Regions from separate parts of the Homo sapiens genome. Here region 1 is linked to region 2. Evidence: read pairs that join two places in POLR2A ChIA-PET (ENCODE). Cell type or tissue: GM12878. All regions are shown on one strand.

Region 1 (5,000 bases), 88 kb before region 2:
AGGCTGAGGTGAGAGGATTACTTGAACCCAAGATGTTAAGGTTGCGGTAAGCCGTGATCGTACCACTGTACTCCAGCCTGGGCAATAGAGCAAGATCCTGTCTCAAAAAAATAAAAATATCTAGCCACAGTAAGCTCCAATGACTTTAGAATTTTATACAGGAGTGGCTTAAGGACTAACAATTTAATTGGAAAAGGAGAGTGAGAGCTAAGGGACTTGTCATGAGGTTGCATTTGCATAGCAAGCACACTATTTTTATGAAGATTATTCATTACAAATTAATTTTATTTTACTTTATTTATTATTATTATTATTATTATTATTTTGAGATGGAGTCTCACTCTGTCTGCCCAAGCTGGAGTGCAGTGGCATGATCTCAGCTCACTGCAACCTCTGCCCGCCGGGTTCAAGCAATTCTCCTGCCTCAGCCTCCTGAGTAGCTGGGATTACAGGCGCCCACCATCATGCTAATTTTTGTGTTTTTAGTGGAGGCAGGGTTTCAGCATGTTGGCCAGGCTAGTCTCGAACTCCTGATCTCAAGTGATCTGCCTGCCTCGGCCTCCCAAAGTGCTGGGATTACAGGCGTGAGCCACCACACCCGGCCACAAATTAATTTTAAAATGCAACTTTTTTTTTTTTTTTGAGACACTCTTTCCCTGTTGCACAGGCTGGAGTGCAGTGGCGCGATCGCAGCTCACTGCAAGCTCCGCCTCCTGAGTTCACGCCATTCTCCTGCCTCAGCCTTCCAAGTAGCTGGGACTACAGGGGCCTGCCACCACACCCGGCTAATTTTTTTTTTTAATTTTTAGTAGAGACGCGGTTTCACTGTGTTAGCCAGAATGGTCTCGATCTCCTGACCTCGTGATCTGCCCGCCTCGGCCTCCCAAAGTGCTGGGATTACAGGCGTGAGCCACCGCACCCAGCCAAAATGCAACTTTTTATGAAGATGTTTTTATTAACCTTTTACTTAAACTTAAGGAAAAAATCAATTCTCCATATCAAAGAATAAATATATACAGCAGCTCCTCAAATAACACCATTTCTTTCAATGTCATTTCTTTATAACGTCAATGAAAAAAAAATCAATTCCTGGCTGGGGCTACTGTCTGTGTGAAGTTTCCATGCTCTCCCCATGTGTGCATGGGTTTTCTGTGCATTCTCTGATTTCCTCCCACATCCCAAAGATGTACATTTTAGGTGAACTGGCATGTCTCCATGGTCCTAGCCTGAGTGAGTGTGGGTGTGTGAGTGTGCCATGCAATGAAATGGCGTCCTATCCAGAGTTGGTGCCCACCTTGCACCCTGAGCTGCTAGCATAAACTCTGGACACTCTCAACCCTAAACTGAAATAAGTAGGTAAATAATTATAAATAATTATCTTACTTGTTTTTATTAATCTTTCTTAAATGTATATACAGCTCACATTTATTTCAGTGTTTCATATTGTAAGTGTTTTGGTCTTTATTTGTAAGTTTGGTGATGTTTTTGTGACCAGAAATATGCCATAGGAACTTAACCCTTGTTTATAACAAATTAGCCTCTGTTAAAATTGGTTTCATTATATGTCATTCACTTATGACATATGATGGGGATACATTCTAAGAAATGCATCATGTGTCAACATCATAGAGTATGCTAGATGTGTATAGCCTACTACACACCTAGGTTATATGAAATAGCCTATTGCTCCTAGGCTACAAACTTGTACAACATGTTACTGTACTCAATATTGTAGGGAGTTGTAACACAGTAGTAAGTATTTGTGTACCTAAACATATCCAAACATAAAAAAGATATAGTAAAATATATTATAATCTTATGGAACCACATTGCATATGTGGCCCACTGTTGACTGAATGTCCTTATGTGGCCTATGACTATATATAAAATATGTATAATTCATATTATATATGAGTATGAATATATATATGTTATACAATTTGGGGTATCTTAAAGGTTGGGGAGTTGGTGCTAAAGGAGCTATGGAGGTCTCAATCCCCTATCTCTTAGAACTGCTCTTGGAGTACATGACTACATGGCAACAGTCTGCCAGAGCTGCTCCTTCTGAAGAGGTGTGGGCTCTCCATTTTCCCACAGCTCTCACCACTCACAGACTTATGCACATGCATTTATACAGCCCACATTACTCACTTACAATGCCCTCTGACCCTTCAGGGGCACAGTTTGTAATTCCTGTTGTACACTAAAGTACTGAGTTTGAAAGCACAATTCAGATATTAATTGAGATTATTATTGGAAGGAGAGTGAGATAAGGACAGGAAAGTAACAGAAAAAGATTCTTGATCAAAGGTGACTTCTTCTGTGCTCCCATAGTGCCTATGAATACCTTTATCAGTCTTATTAGATGTCTATCTCCCCTGCCAAACCATATACCCTCAACGGAAGTTCCCAGTTACCCAGCCACAAGCTGGGTACTAGCACCCAAGAATATTATATTGAGCTGTAACTTTGATGTTCAATATACTTGAAGTAGGCATTACCACATCTTACTTTGAACACTGTCCCACATCCAGCTAATAGCTAAAGTCTGATTTAAGACAAAGTTTAAAAGTAACGAAAGGTGATAACAAAGCTAAACAGGCAGCTTTTGGATCCCACCAAAGGGATTTACTATTTCAGACTTAGAACAAGCAGCTCTTCTCTCAGGAATACCTAAGGAGGCTCCCCAAGAGTCCTGCCTTACCATGGGGAATGCAACATTGGCTAGAACTATACAGCTCAATAGTTCTACAAAGAGCCAAGCTACCAGCTGTCAGTAAGTATATTTAGTTCCATGCGCCCAGAAAAATGATCTCCCAGGAGGTGGCACATGGCATAAACCCATCCCAAGTGTCAAGCAGTAGTGAAGTAGTGAGAGTGGGAGCAGAGAAGAGGGGAGACATCTCTCTATAATTTCTACAAAATAGGCCCAGCCAGCTTGATCCACCAGAGAAGAGAATTCACTGACATAAAGCCAGAAGAAGAGCAGCACACCTTTGGGTACAGCAATCTGGATGGCTTTCCTGGGTTCTTCCTTAGAATCAATAACACTTCCCTCCCCTTTCCAACCTTGTTCCCTACTACTTACCTTCCATATTTCCCAAACCAAATTGTCCCACCTCCATTCCCACTTTCTCTGCTGCTCTCCAACCCCCATCCAGCCCACAATATTTAGAACCCTACATTAGTCCATTATTACATTGCTATAAAGAAATACCTGTGGCTGGGCACAGTGGCTCACACCTGTAATCCCAGCACTTTGGGAACCAGAGGTGGGCAGATCACTTGAGGTCAGGAATTCAAGACCAGCCTGGCCAACATGGTCAAATCCCGTCTCTACTAAAAATATAAAAAATAGCTGCCATCATGGCTTGTGCCTGTAATCCCAGCTACCTGGGAGGGTGAGGAAGGAGAATCGCTTGAACCCAGGAAACAGAAGTTGCAGGGAGCCGAGATTGTGCCACTGCACTCCAGCCTGGGCAACAGCATGAGACTCCGCCAAAGAAAATTTTAAAAAGAAAGAAAAAAAGAAATACCTGAGACTGGGTAATTTATAAGAAAAGAGGTTTAATTGGCTCACCATTCCGCAGGCTGTACAGGAAGCATAGCAGCTTCTGCTTCTGGGGAGGCCTTGGGAAACTTACAATCAAGGCAGAAGGTGAAAGGGAAACAGACACACCATACACAGCCAGAGCAGGAGGAAGAAAGAGCAAAGGGGGAGGTGCTACCACACTTCTAAATGACCAGATCTCATGAGAACTCACTCACTATTCAATACTGAGAGGGGATGGTGTTAAACAATTCATGAGAACATCACCCCGATAATCCAATCACTCCTAACAGCCCCACCTCCAGCACTGGGGATTACAATTCAACACGAGATTTGGTGGGGACACAGAACCAAGCCATATCAAACCCATAAGTCACATGTTCCAGATCTGAAAAGTTTACCAACTCTTATTTACCTCTTGAACATCTAGCAAGGAAGCATACCATATTTCAGGTACAATAGCTCTAAATGTCATTTACAGAGTTCTAGGACATGTACGTTTCATGAGTGAAATATCTGTTTCCACTGAGATCAGAAGCTGTTGCTCAAGGCAGGGATACAGCAGTCATTTCTCACTTATCTTTGTACGTCTAGTCTCTTTTCTGTCAGTCTATCTACCATATTAGACACTAGAATAATCTTTTTTATTATTATTATTATACTTTAAGTTTTAGGGTACATGTGCACAATGTGCCGGTTAGTTATATATGTATACATGTGCCATGCTGGTGTGCTGCACCCATTAACTCGTCATTTAGCATTAGGTATATCTCCTAAAGCTATCGCTCCCCCCTCCCCCCACCCCACAACAGTCCCCAGAGTGTGATGTTCCCCTTCCTGTGTCATGTGTTCTCATTGTTCAATTCCCACCTATGAGTGAGAACATGCGGTGTTTGGTTTTTTGTCCTTGCGATAGTTTACTGAGAATGATGATTTCCAATTTCATCCATGTCCCTACAAAGGAGATGAACTCATCTTTTATGGCTGCATAGTATGCCATGGTGTATATGTGCCACATTTTCTTAATCCAGTCTATCATTGTTGGACATTTGGGTTGGTTCCAAGTCTTTGCTATTGTGAATACTGCCACAATAAACATACGCGTGCATGTGTCTTTATAGCAGCATGATTTATAGTCCTTTGGGTGTATACCTAGTAATGGGATGGCTGGGTCAAATGGTATTTCTAGTTCTAGATCCCTGAGGAGTCGCCACACTGACTTCCACAATGGTTGAACTAGTTTACAGTCCCACCAACAGTGTAAAAGTGTTCCTATTATTCCACATCCTCTCCAGCACCTGTTGTTTCCTGACTTTTTAATGATTGCCATTCTAACTGGTGTGAGATGCTATCTCATTGTGGCTTTGATTTGCATTTCTCTGATGACCAGTGATGATGAGCATTTTCTCATGTGTTTTTTGGCTGCATAAATGTCTTCTTTTGAGAAGTG
Region 2 (5,000 bases):
GGGCAAAAAGGCTTGAACAAATAATAAAATCCAGATAATCACCAAAATAATAAATCCAGATATTAAATACACATATACATATCTATATGTCTATATAGATATTCATACATATGTCAAAAGATGCTCTATACATTAGTCACTGGGGAAAAACAAATTAAACCACAATGTGATAACAGTGGTGTTAGCACTCACTAGAATGGCTAAAATAAAAAAGGGAAATACTAGATGTTGAAAAGAAGGTCAGACAACTAGAATTCTCATATTCTGCTTGTAGGAATGTATATTAATATCTATAATTGCATAACAAATTACCCCCAAAATTTAGTTGCTTAAAACAATAAACATTATTTCATACAGTTTCTGAGGGTTACGAATCAAGGAAGTGGCTTAACTGAGTGGCTATGGCTCTGGTCTCTTAGGTTTTAAAAGGCCAATAGCCATCTGATGGTTTGACTGGGGCTGGAGGATTTGCTTTCATGGTGGCTCACTCACATTCCCAGCAAGTCCATGCTGATTGTTGTCAGGAAACACTAGTTCTCCACATGGCCTTTTCCATATGCTTCTTGAGTGTCCTCACAATATATTGATGGGACTTCCGCAGAGTGAATAATTTAAGAGACAGAGAGAAAGCAAAAAGGAAACTGTAGTGCCTTTTATGACCTGATTTCTGAAGTTGTACACTATCATGTTCACTTTATTCTATTTGTTAGAATAGAAAGTGAGGTCCAGCTCAAGGGGAGAGGAATTAGACTCCACCCCTTGATGGAAAGAGTATCAAAGAATTTGTGGACATATTTTAAAACCAAGTATATCCAGTTTGGCAAAGAATGTGACAGTACCCACTGTGGAGCACACACATCTTACCAAGGCCTCCAGTGTGCTAATGCTGTCTGGTTAGCATGATGTTGTCAACGTAATATATCATGGTGATGTTCTATGGCCAGATGGTCCAGGTATCTTTTGACTATATTATGACAAACAGTATAAGAGTAGAAGTGTTTACATATCCCTAGGCAAAACTATAAAGGAATACTGATATGTTCCCCATGAATACAAATAGTTTTTAATCCTTTTTTCTGACTGAAACAGAAAATAATGCGTTTGCCAAATCAATGGCCAAATATCGAAGTATAACCTGCTCTAGCAAAGATATCAAATCCATCATGGCAGCCACATTTGGGGATGCTAAATCAAAATTACTGAAGTCCAGTCATTCTCTGATCAATCCAGTTTTACAGGGGCAGACTAATGAATTAAATATAGATAGGATAGAGACCACCACCTTGCATCTTAAGATACTTAAGGGTAGGTCGGGTGCAGTGGCTCACGTCTGTAATCCCAGCACTTTGGGAAGCCAAGGTGGGCAGATTACCTGAGGTCAGGAGTTCAAAACCAGCCTGGTCAACATGGTGAAACCCCGTCTCTACTAAAAATACAAAAATTAGCCATGCGTAGTGGCGGGTGCCTATAATGCCAGCTACTTGGGAGGCTGAGGCAGGAGAATCACTTGAACCCAGAAGGTGGAGGCTGTAGTGAGCCAAGACTGCACCATTTCACTCCAGCCTGGGAAACAGAACAAGGCTCCATCTCAAAAAAAAAATTAAAAAAAATAAAAAAAAAAAGATACTTCAGGGTAGCACTACTCTCCACCATCTGTCCCAGAAGGTGTTATTGGGTTTGGTTCACTATCTTGGCCAGGAGAGCAGAAGGTAGTTTCCAAGGCTTCCACTTAGCCTTCCCACTATGACACCTCTTATTCAACAGGTCAAGTATCCAGTATGGGTGCTATCTTTAACTGCTGAGTTTGTCAATCCCAATTATACACTTGGGGACAGAGAAAATGACCAGTTGGTAGGTCTGTGGGATAATTCTACTTCAAAAAAAGTATCACAGAAAAGTAACAAGATAAATATATATATTAAAATCATACTAAGTGAAAGAAACCAGACATGATTCCATTTATATGAAATGTTCAGAATAGGCAAATTCATGGAGACAGAAAGTAGACTAATGATTGCCAGAGGATAGAGAATAGGGAGTGTGACTGCTTAATGGGTGCAGTGTTTCTTTTTAGGGTGATGAAAATGTTCTGAAATTAGATAGTGGTAACGGTTACACAAAATTGTTGAAAACCACCAAATTGGGCGGGGCACAATGACTCATGCCTGTAATCACAGCACTTTAGGAGGCTGAGGCAGAAAGACTGCTTGAAGGCAGGACTTTGAAACCAGTCTGGGTAATATGGCAAGACCCCATCTCTACCAAAAAAAAAAAATTGTACACTTCAAAATAATAAGTTTTATGGAATGTGAATTTTTTTTTTAAGAAACAGGGGTCTTGCTCTGCTACTCAGGCTAGAGTACACTGGCGCAATCATAGCTTACTGCAGCCTCAAACTCCTGGGTTCAAGCAATCCTCTCACCTTAGCCTCCTGAGTAGAAAGGGCTAAAGGGGCATGCCACCATGCCAGACTAATTTTTTAATTTTTTGTGCAGACTGATTCTTGCTATGTTGTCCAGGCTGGTCTTGAACCCTTGGACTAAAGGGATCCTCCCACTTCAGCATCCCAAGTAGCAGGGATTACAGGCCTGTACCACCACCAAACTGTTATGTGATTTTTACTTCAATTTTTTAAAAAATCGAATGGTTGTTGGCTGCCTGGTAAACTGGATAGTACGTGAGGGCAGCTTTCATCCTCACTCAATTTATAATACAGAATCCATCCAGCTCACAGCTTTATACACCGTACCATATAGAGCCCCTGCCAAATGCTTAGGATACGAATATATTTCATCACTTACATTAACCAACACATTATAAAGCAACTTCTTCCTGTTCTCTATGAGTCACTATTTAAATTTGAAAGACTCATGGCTTCTAAAAAAAAAACTCAGTTTCAGGCTGGGCATGGTGGCTCACACCTGTAATCCCAGCACTTTGGGAGGCAGAGGCAGGTGGATCACCTGAGGTCAGGAGTTCGAGACCAGCCTGGCCAAGATGGTGAAACCCCGTCTCTACTAAAAATACAAAATTAGCTGGACATGGTGGCGCATGCCTGTAATCCCAGCTACTCGGGAGGCTGAGGCAGGAGAATCACTTGAACCCGGGAGGCAGAGGTTGCAGTAAGCCGAGATCGCACCATTGCACTCCAGCCTGGGCAGTAAGAGCGAAACTCCATCTCAAAAAAACACAGTTTGGTGTTGGGGCTAAGAAAAGTCCTTGGCATCTTCAGCCCCAGACAATGACTGGCTCTGCTACTTACCTCCCTCTCCCTGATTAGAAGGAAAATACAATCTCTATTATAAAATGTCAGAAAGATGCAAAGAAAGGATTCAAGCACTATCCCACCTCAAGCAAATATTTAATGGATAAACTGTCTAGCAGTTTTCAAATTATGCTCTATAGACTCCTCCTCTCCTTCCCTCCCCTGTCCAAGTCTCCTGGCAATATCTACTTCAAGTAGAATTCTACTTTTGTTGAGTTTTAAATATTGGAAACACACTTTTTTTAACAAAAATGGCTTAATTATGTAGTAAACATCTACGAATTTTGTTGACTTAAAACTATTTCCCTACCTCCCAAACCTACCTTTCTGTAAATGTACCTTGATCTTCTTCCCTTAAGGAACCACCTCTTTCCTGTTCTCGATCCACATGGTTCCAGGGAAGCTGACCCTGACCCCTGGGTTCCATGAGTAGAATGGAACTCTGTTGGCCAATTAAAGGCCAGTATTCTCCTGGCCACAGTGATTACTTTAGGATGGGCATAGGACCCAAGCCAAAATCATACCCAGGACCACCAGCACCATCAGGAAAGAGAGGTATTATGTTGTATCTTTCTTTCTTTCTTTCTTTCTTTCTTTTTTTTTTTGAGACAGTGTCTGACTGTCTCCCAGGCTGGAGTGCAGTGGTCTGATCTTGGCTCACTGCAGCCTTGACCTCCCAGGCTCAAGCTCAGTCTCCTGAGTAGCTAGGACTACAGGTACAAGTCTCCTGAGTAGCTAGGACTACAGGTACAAGCCACCACGCCCAGCTAATTTTTGTATTTTTTGTAGAGATGCGATTTCCTCATGTTACCCAGGCTGGTCTCAAACTCCTGGGCTCAAGTGATCCACCTGCCTTGGCCTCCCAAAATGCTAGAATTATAGGCTTGAACCAACATGCCAGGCCTGTTGTATCTTTCAATAAGCTGTTAGGATGCATACCCAAATCTGATATCTTTCTTTGCCACTACATGGGAGAAAGCCTGCCTAAGAATGACACCAGTACAAAGAAAAGCAGAGCCAAAGGGGGAGAGAGTGAGTCCTAATGACATAATTTACCTCCCTGTGTCTAGCTGTGTCTAAAAGTAGAACTACTTCTAGGCTTTCTAGTTACTCAGTCAATAAAGTCCCTCTCTTGGTTAAGTCTGTCTGAATTGTATTTCCGTCACCTGCAAAAGAAAGAGTCACAACAAATGCAAAATTATTTGAATAAAAAATTGAAAATCAACTATCTAGTCAGTAAGCCTCAAACCTTTTCTGAGAATCACAGTCACGAAAGAATCTTTTTAAAAACTCCCAGAAAACTTAGTCTTCGCCTTGATTCTCTATTACATTCCCAAATCTCATTTTATGGTTTCCAAATCACTTTTCCACTGATAACCTCAGCTCATCTTCAAAAACAAAACAAGGCTGGGTACGGTGGCTCACACCTGCAGTCCCAACACTTTGAGAGGCCAAGGCAGGTGATCGTTTGAGTCCAGGAGTTCAACACCAGCCTGGGCAACATGGCAAAATCCTGTCTCTACAAAAAATGCAAAAATTATCCAGACATGGTGGCATGCGCCTGTAGTCCCAGCTACTTGAGAAGCTGAGGTGGGAGGATCGTTTGAACCCAGGAGGTAAAGGTTGCAGTGAACCAAGATCGTGTCACTGCACTCCAGCCTGGCCGACAGAGCCAGACCCTGTCTCAAAAAAAAAAAAAAAAACAGAAACCCTGTGAAGTCAGCATTCACCTTTT

What was found. Peaks named below come from ENCODE experiments on the same cell type or tissue, not always from the same donor. Only the 100,000 strongest peaks of a DNase experiment are listed, where the experiment ranks them.
Region 1: POLR2A ChIA-PET joins it to region 2 with 7 read pairs; 4 of 35 experiments call an interaction of 5 or more read pairs at or near these places.

What each region holds. Positions count from the first base shown.
Region 1 is chr11:4,004,935-4,009,934 of GRCh38, reverse strand. The region is part of intron 2 of STIM1 (stromal interaction molecule 1); the gene reads right to left. Among named protein-coding and RNA genes, the nearest start is that of RRM1, 87 kb to the left of the region's middle. In GM12878, no CTCF peak of the experiment used is centred here; no DNase peak of the experiment used is centred here.
Region 2 is chr11:3,917,404-3,922,403 of GRCh38, reverse strand. The region is part of intron 1 of STIM1 (stromal interaction molecule 1); the gene reads right to left. Among named protein-coding and RNA genes, the nearest start is that of PPIAP40, 26 kb to the right of the region's middle. In GM12878, no CTCF peak of the experiment used is centred here; a DNase peak (open chromatin) is centred at 2,123; H3K4me3 peaks cover 294 bases; H3K27ac peaks cover 776 bases.